Regions from separate parts of the Homo sapiens genome. Here region 2 is linked to region 1. A link is an interaction called in ENCODE POLR2A ChIA-PET data of the cell type or tissue named here. Cell type or tissue: Panc1. All regions are shown on one strand. Each heading gives the region's core, and the rest is flanking DNA. Links, peaks and the distances in the headings are about the cores only.

Evidence for each region. Peaks named below come from ENCODE experiments on the same cell type or tissue, not always from the same donor. Only the 100,000 strongest peaks of a DNase experiment are listed, where the experiment ranks them.
Region 2: POLR2A ChIA-PET joins it to region 1 with 20 read pairs; 1 of 35 experiments calls an interaction of 5 or more read pairs at or near these places.

Annotation. Positions count from the first base shown.
Region 1 is chr5:123,903,100-123,907,504 of GRCh38, forward strand. No RefSeq gene overlaps it. Among named protein-coding and RNA genes, the nearest start is that of CSNK1G3, 390 kb to the left of the region's middle. In Panc1, for the core only: no CTCF peak of the experiment used is centred there; no DNase peak of the experiment used is centred there; H3K27ac peaks cover 280 bases.
Region 2 is chr5:124,592,852-124,597,256 of GRCh38, forward strand. No RefSeq gene overlaps it. Among named protein-coding and RNA genes, the nearest start is that of ZNF608, 150 kb to the right of the region's middle. In Panc1, for the core only: no CTCF peak of the experiment used is centred there; a DNase peak (open chromatin) is centred at 4,240; H3K27ac peaks cover 3,422 bases.

The DNA.
Region 1 (4,405 bases), core at 273-4,272:
ATTGGGAAGAGCTCCTCTCTGCTTAGGTTTTTGTCTCACTCTCTGTAGACCTGATTCTTTTGCTTTTCCAATCCATATGATACGTAACATGTCACTGTTATCTTACAGTCCTATCACCTAAAAATATATTTAATTCTTTTTTTAAGTTCCAATTCCAATATTTTTAGTGAAGGGCCCTGATTGACTCAAATTGGACCAGTTGGCTACCTGTGGAAGAGTAAGTAAGCTCTTTCCAAGAGGCAGTCACATTTATTAGGGTGATCAAATAGTTTATTATCCCAATTGGGTGCTAAAATAACCAAAGTAACAGTTGTACCGTGGTATCTGTGGGGAATTGGTTCTAGGACCCTTTGTGGATACCAAAATCCACAGATGCTTAAGACCCTTATATCAGATGGTGTACTATTTGCATATAATCTATGCATATCCTCCAATATATTTTAAATCATCTCTAGATTACTTACAATACCTAATACGATGTAAATACTATGCAAATAGTTATACTGTATTGTTTAGGGAATAATGACAAGAAAAAATGTCTGCATGTGTTTAGTACAATTGTAACCATTCTTTTCTTTCTTTAAGTTCTGGGATACATGTGCTGAATGTGCAGGTTTGTTACATATGTATACACATGCCATGGTGGTTTACTGCACCTATCAACCCGTCATCTAGGTTTTAAGCCCCACATGCATTAGGTATTTGTCCTAATGCTCTCCCTCCCCTTGCCCCCCACCCCCTGACAGGCCCCAGTGTGTGATGTTCCCCTCCCTGTGTCCATGTGTTCTCGTTGTTCAACTCCCACTTATGAATTAAAACATGCAGTGTTTAGTTTTCTGTTCTTGTGTTAGTTTACTGAGGATGATGGTTTCCAGCTTCATTCATGTCCCTGCAAGGGACATGAACTCATTTTTTTTTATGGCTGCATGGTATTCCATGGTATACATGTGCCACATTTTCTTTATGCAGTCTGTCATTGGTGGGCATTTGGGTTGGTTCCAAGTCTTTGCTATTGTAAATAGTGCTGCAGTAAACATATGTGTGCATGGGTCTTTATAGTAGAATGATTTGTAATCTTTTGGATATATACCCAGTAATGGGATTGCTGGGTCAAATGGTATTTCTGGTTCTAGATCCTTGAGGAATCACCACACTGTCTTCCACAATGTAGCCATTCTTTTTTTCTTAATATTTTTGATTGGTGATTCGTTGAATCTGTGGGTGCAGAACCCATGGATACTAAGGGCTGTCTGTATAGAGTTTTTGAAATATTGTTTACTTACCAACAAATTAGTTGTGATGGCACCTCCTTAAAAATATCTTATTCGAAGTTATTCAAATAAATATTCTTTCCCTAAGAATGAAATGACTTAACATCTGTGTACAATGAAGCAAAAAATAAAATAAATTATTTATGTCAATTATCTAAACTTTAAAAAATGACAATGTGGCTTTAGTACCTAGTCATAATGGGCACTTGATATTTGCTGGATAAAGGGATGAAAAGACATAAAATTGCAATGAGATTTTATTGCTCTGTGCAGGAGAAATTCAACAGATGCTGTTAAATCCTTTATTTAAGTAAGTCTGGATTCTAGTATCTACTGAGCTGGTATGTTGAACCTCAAAAGTTGCCAATATTTTGCAAGTGCAAAATGTTGGAGAAGAGATGATGCTTCTTTCAGACGTCCCCTATAACCAACCAAGTGAGGGAGGCCTCCTTGATACCACAGCTAAGTATGTTTCTCCTGCTTTCATCAGCTCTGCCATGGACCTCCCAACCTACCATCCACTGGATTAACCAACCTTCCTAAAAGGTCAGTCACAACATTTCCCACTTAAATTTTGTTTGGCTTTAGAGAGTACTCCATTGAAATCTATCTTTTCCTTTACTCCTTTAGTGAGCTTTCAAATTATTTTGTTTTTGATTTGTCTCCTTAGATTGTTTGTACACTTGAGCATCTTGCACTTATAAACTCCTACTGTACTGGGCATACAATAGGTGTTTAGTAAATACATTTTGTGTGTTTTATTGCTCAAAATGACCAAAATAATTGTTCTTTATATATGTTAAAGTGAACTAAATATGGCCTGAGAAGGACTCCGTACATCTATATTTGAGTCTTTGTGGACGAACCGTAACCTAGCTTAACAGGCAGACAAGATTGAAAATCTAGCTTAGTAGTATGCACCTGTAACAACAGCTGAGTCTTGGCCAATTCCAGCATTCATACTTCAACCACTCATAGACTGATAGAACACTGCTGAGTGTTCAAACTGTGTTCAAATAAGGCAAATGCAAACCTGTAACCAATCCAGCTGTTTCTGTATCTCACTTCTGATTTTTGTACATCACTTCTCTTTTGTCTATAAATTTCTTCTGACTATGAGGCACCCATGCAGTCTCTCTCAATCTGTTGCGATTCTGAGAGCTGCCCAATTTGTGAATCATTCGTTGCTCAATTAAACCCCTTTAAATTTAATTCCCCTGAAGTTTTTCTTTTAGCATATGTATTCATGTACTTTAACAAGTTTTGAACTGTATCTGTCCCTAATAGGGGGTAAGAATCTCTTTCTATAGAATGTAATTTGATATATTCTCATTCGTTTTTAATTTTTCATAAGTTGCTTGTAATTTCTGCAAAGTTACATTTCTGTGACTCTACATTAGAGATCACTGTACATTAGAGACCACAATATCTTAAATTGAGAAAATATTCTCCCTATAGATCCTGAGGTAGGAAAAAAACTCTGCTGAATGAAGAATTTCAATGTAGATGTTCTCATTTCTATTTTTTGTGTGTTGAAATACAAAAATATTTCAGATAAAATACTTTCACAGGTCCTGTCTTTTGCTTCCAATTAAAGTATCTGTCTTTGGAAAATCATTCTAAAAGACAAAATTTAATAAACAAGGATATCACTATTTATGATTTCTTGAATGTTTTCTCATATTTAGATGCCATAAAATCATGGAATTTCTTAATTTTGTTACATTCTAGCACAGAATTAAAATTCATTCATTTAAAATTAGATCTATGAAAATGTTCTTTGTAACACTATATTAAAATAGAAGAAGTTGGGGGGACTAGATTCTTTTAAAAAGTGTCAATGTCATAAAAGAGAAAGAAAAGCTGTGAAAATGTTCCAGATTAAAGAAAGCTTAAAGAGACATGACCACTAACAACCAAATCCTATATATGACTCCGGAGTGGATCCTGTACCAGATGGAGAAAATGCTATAAAGAACATTATTAGATCAACTGACAAAATTAGAACATGACAGTAGATTGGACAAAAGTATTATGCCAATATAAATTTATAAAATTGGTAACTGTAGCTGTGAGAACATTCCTAATCTTAGGAAATATACAATAAAATATTTAGAGTAAAGGGCCATGATGTATGTTACTTACCTTCAAATGACTCAGGAGACAGAGAGAGAAGGGGTAGAGGGTGTGGGGGAGATGAAGGGAGAAAGAAGGAAGCAGAGAAGAGAGAGAGGGTGACAGAGGGGAAGGAGAGGGAATGATAAAGCCAATGTGGCAAAATGTTAATTATAAAATGTGGGGAATGGGTATATGAGTGTACCTTTAATAATATAATTTTAGCAACCTTTTATAAATTTAAAATTATTTCTAAGCCCAAATTAAAAAAAATACCTTTACTACAATGAATAACAACATAATTATAGCATTTTAAATTTAGATCTTGCATATTGCTTGAGTTCTCATCACGTCAGTTTCAGGTTCTCTTTTGCTTTTGTAGAGATAATTTTCAATGGCTGATCATCTTTCCGATTTAGTCAGGTGCTGAGTGGTGAGAAATCTGTACACTGCTGATGCTCTCTTACTCTTTTGGATATGACCATTGCAGAAGTCAGAGGATAGAGTGGAGTCCACAAAACCCACCTGGCTTAATTCAAAGCAACTATTGATAACGCTACTTCATTAACCAGTGGCAAATCCTGAACAAATGCTAAATCTGATGACACAGCAGATATAAACAAGAGCTATAAAACAAACTAGATGTATGGATACTGTAATTAATAAGGAGTATACTGTGAAAACCATGTGTATTAAAATGGAGGGAGTTGATTCCAGGAACAGGGATGATAGTTGAATAATCCTAAACATTTTGGTATATGTGATAACATTCAGAATGGGATGAGAGGCCAAAACGTAATGCAAACAAGTCCAATTCCAGAAAAGGGGTTCAAAACAGAGCTATGCTATTTTGACAATTGAGGGTCACTAGTGCTTAATATTTGAAACATCTGCTAGAGGTTCACGTGCATTCTTTTTAGAAGTAGTAAAAATATTATGTTTGCACTGTCAGAAATAGATGGAAGATGACAATTTATATTTTGTTGTTACCACTAGTGTAATTCTTTCATATTTCTATC
Region 2 (4,405 bases), core at 336-4,335, 690 kb after region 1:
CTGAAGTCTTGCTTCATTCAAGAAGCCTGGTCTATTAACTTCCCCATCCTAAATCCTAGTAATTACATTACGTGTTAAACATCCACCTAATATTTATTGTGCACTACTTAAATGGCAGTCTCTGTGCTGGGTGCAGCAGATTCAATGCCCAACAAGTCCAGTACACAGGGAGGATATTCAAACCATCAAGCAATCTTTATGGCCCAGATGACAACTAAACAGAATGGCCCCAGGCCAAAATGCTGGAGCCATGCCTGCAGGGCCTCAGTCTGTCCTTAGTTGCTGAGTCTGTGGGAAATAGCTGGGGCTCCTGGGGTAGAAGGGACACTGAAGTCATCACCTACTGGTACAGGAGTATTTCAATGTTTTAACAACTGGAACAGTCATACCAGTGTGTGCTAGCCCTACTCTCACACTCTGCTCTTACAGTGACGTAAACACTTTGCGGTGCTCAATGTGGCAAAAGGGCCAGTAAGGGAGCTAGAAGAACCCAGAGCATCTGATTGAGATGTCTCTCCTCCTCATTCGCACAACTGCATACCAGTAGATCTAGCATAGTTTTGGGGTTTTTTTGTTTGTTTGTTTGTTTGTTTGTTTGTTTGAGATGGAGTTTCGCTCCTGTTGCCCAGGCTGAAGTGCAATGGTGCGGTCTCGGCTCACTGCAACCTCTGCCTCCCCATTTGAAGTGCTTTTCCTGCCTCAGCCTCCGGAGTAGCTGGATTATAGGCATGCGCCACCACGTCTGGCTAATTTTTTGTATTTTTAGTAGAGACAGGGTTTCTCCGTGTTGGTCAGGCTGATCTCCAACTCCCAACCTCAATTGATCTGCCCGCCTCAGCCTCCCAAAGTGCTGGGATTACAGGCGTGAGCCACCCTGCCCGGCACCCTGACATAGTTTTTATTATGACTAATATATTACTTATAATTATCGTTGATTTACTTGCCTGTCTCCTCCCACCGGATTCTAAAATTCTTAAAAGTGCTGAAAATGTATTATTTATTTAAGTGTCTATCTGGCACAGTACCTGTCACAGGGTAGGCCTTTGAGAAACATTTGTTGAATAAATGAATTAAGTTTTAAGATTATGATTCCCCAAATCTGAAAGGAGAAACAGTTTTCCAAATGGAGTCCTCTGAGAAATAACCAAAGGATTCTGGATTAGCAATATTTGCTAAGATGCAACAGTTTGTTGGACAGTTGCTTGGGAAGTAGAAATGGTGCTGAGAGATAGGGCACCAGAAGATGGCAAGAACAGTAGAGAGATAATCAGGGAAGAAGGCAGGGGGAGCAAGTGTGGGGAAACAAGGGAAAAGAATTGTTCATTGTTGTGTGTGGAGCCACCATTCCACTTCAAAGCTGTACTGGGGATCCAGGGACAGACCCTACTGGAACACACACATGCATATGAGCACACACCTGTCCCAAAGGACAGCCTAAGGTGAGTTTTAAATTCTCAGTATGATATCGAAGTCTGGGTGTACTAAACCAAATGCAGTAAAAGCATATCTGAATACAAGCAAGAAGCCCGTTGCTTGATTAGCCAAGTGACCTTTCCACTTCATTTAGGGCATGGTGAGGAGAAAACTGCACCTAGGAGCTGTCTGCTGTCCCACACCCCCAGGGTTGGTGCAAGATTTATGTCCTGAGAGTCCTGCATAGCCCACAACAGCCTTATGTCCAGGACCTTTGAAATGCATGGATATGTGTCCTGCTTCTGGAACCTGGAAGGAGAGCGTCCTCACTAAGATAGATAAAAGCTGCCAGATTCCATGATTAAAGTCCTTCTCACTAAAGAACTGTATCAAAGAACTGTTCTTGCAGGGCGCAGTGGCTCATGCCTGTAATCCCAGCACTTTGGGAGGCAGAGGCGGGTTGATCACAAGATCAGGAGTTCGAGACCAGCCTGATCGACATGGTGAAACCCCGTCTCTACTAAAAATACAAAAATTACGCGGGCATGGTGGTGTGCACTTGTAATCCCAGCTACTCAGGAGGCTGAGGCAGGAGAATTGCTTGAACCTGGGAGGCAGAGGTTGCATTGAGCCAAGATCACGCCATTGCACTCCATCCTGGGCAACAGGGCGAGATTCCATCTCAAAAAAAAAAAAAAAGAACTGTTCTTTAGAGAGTCCCCCTGTTCTGATTTCCTATTTGGTGTCTGTATTTCATTCAGAAGGCTAACACTGTGGCCAAGCGTGGCCAGCAACTTCTCTGAAACGAGTTGAAGGCACAGTCAATGGGGCACTCTTGAGCTGTGAGCCACTGGGCACCCCTTCACTCACGTGGATTTCACTTAGAGCACTTTAAATTTCCAAATGAAATGCAACATTTTTGTTTTTTATGAAATGCTAGACTTAAAAGCTGGGAAAAACAAGACACCAGTCATGTCACCAAATCTAGTATTATTTTACTCTCAAAGATTATCAAGCCCAAAGCACACGGCACTGCCTCATTATTTAATCAATATAATATTCAATCCTCAAAGGATTTGTGGTGAAAAAATATTAAGATTATGTATTTTTTAAGAATGGTAAACACCAGGAGGAGGAAAGTACATCCTTGAAATACTCAATATATAAACATACACACACACACACACACACACACACACACACACACACACATATATATAATACATATTATTTATGTCTTCTAACCCCAGTTCAAGTTAATCTGCTTTCTTTGTATTCCCCGTAATGCCTTGCACAAATGATACACATGATAGGCATTCGATAAATCCATGTTGAATCTACTGCCACCTACTATCTGGTCCAGACAGTAGTTAAAAACATTTCTCATTGTGTGAGACAAATGCTATTGAAGGTGTGTGAAATGAAGTAGATCACAAACACAGCATTACATAACGCTAACTTACACAGTGAGCAAGTTATTCTATTTTCAGTTTTCTCTCAATCCTTCTGAATACATCAAGGAGAAAGTTGTTTTTCTTTTTTCCTTTTTTTTTTTTTTTTTTTGAGACAGAGTCTCACTCTGTTGCCTAGGCTGGAGTACAGTGGTGTGATCTCGGCTCACTGCAACCTCCGCCTACTGGGTTCAAGCAATTCTCCTGCCTCAGCCTCCCAAGTAGCAGGGACTACAGGTGCATGCCACCACTCCCAGCTAATTTTTTGTATTTTTAGTAGAGGCAGGGTTTCACCGTATTAGCCAAGATGGTCTTGATCTCCTGACCTTGTGATCCACCCACCTTGGCCTCCCAAAGTGCTCGGATTACAGGTGTGAGCCACTGCGCCTGGCCTTTTTTTTTTTTTTTTTTTTTTTTTGAGATGGTATCTCACTCTGTTGCCCAGGCTTGAGTGCAGTGGCGCAATCTTGGCTTACTGCAACCTCTGCCTCCTGGGTTCAAGCAGTTCTCCTGCCTCAGCCTCCCCAGTAGCTGGGACTACAGGCGCCCACCCACCATGCCCTGCTAATTTTTATATTTTTAGTAGAGACAGGGTTTCACCATGTTGGCCAGGCTGGTCTCGAACTCCTGACCTCAGGTGATCCACCTGTCTCGGCTTCCCAAAGTGCTGCGATTACAGGCGTGAGCCACCACACCCAGCCAAGGAGAAAGTTTTAGTTTGGCACTGGTATGCGGTTGCCACCTCTCTAACCCTGACATCTCTTTCAGAAAAAGAGAACAGGCCTCAAACTCAGATCCTTTTTAGCATTTAAAGTCTAAACTCCATTGTTTTGTCTCCACAGTTTTGAATGGAGTCTCCTATTTATAGCATGGGATATCTTGTTTCCTTCTATAATACATTTATTTAAATTAAAATGTAGGTCAACTTTTTTTAAGATTTGGTAAATTTTAGAAAAGTGGGTTCACAGATAACCCAAGTGGGTGAAGCACTGCTTGAAAGATATATTTTTTAAATTGTTTATCTCTAAACCCTGGTGAACATCTTTGGCCTGGAGCTTTGCATGCACAATCCATGGATCAACAGTAGTCAAGCTAGCACTAGTTCTGGAAAAGGGGTGAGGAGCAGGAAGAAGGAAGCAGTCTAGACAGTGATGCCAAAAACCAAAAAACCCAAAAACCCACGAGTTTCATAAACACACAAGTCCCCCATAAATCAACTCAAATACCCAGGCATGCCTCACTCACCCCTACCTCACAGACTGCTCTGTGGCCTGTCTCAGATCATTGCTTTACCTGATTTCACCGGAGTAAATGCTCAGCTGTGGAAGGGGCAGACCACATGACTCATCCTAGACAAACAGCCTCTGAAGATTTGGACCTCACTTTTCCTAACCATGACTCAACATATTGAAGCTCATTATTTGTATTTATCTTTGAGCTATGTTTGAAATGGAGATCACAGCCTCAATTTGGTGATCTTAAATGTTAGCAGAAACTAATCTAAATTCCTAGCGTTAGGAATTCCTGGGGAAATCAAACCA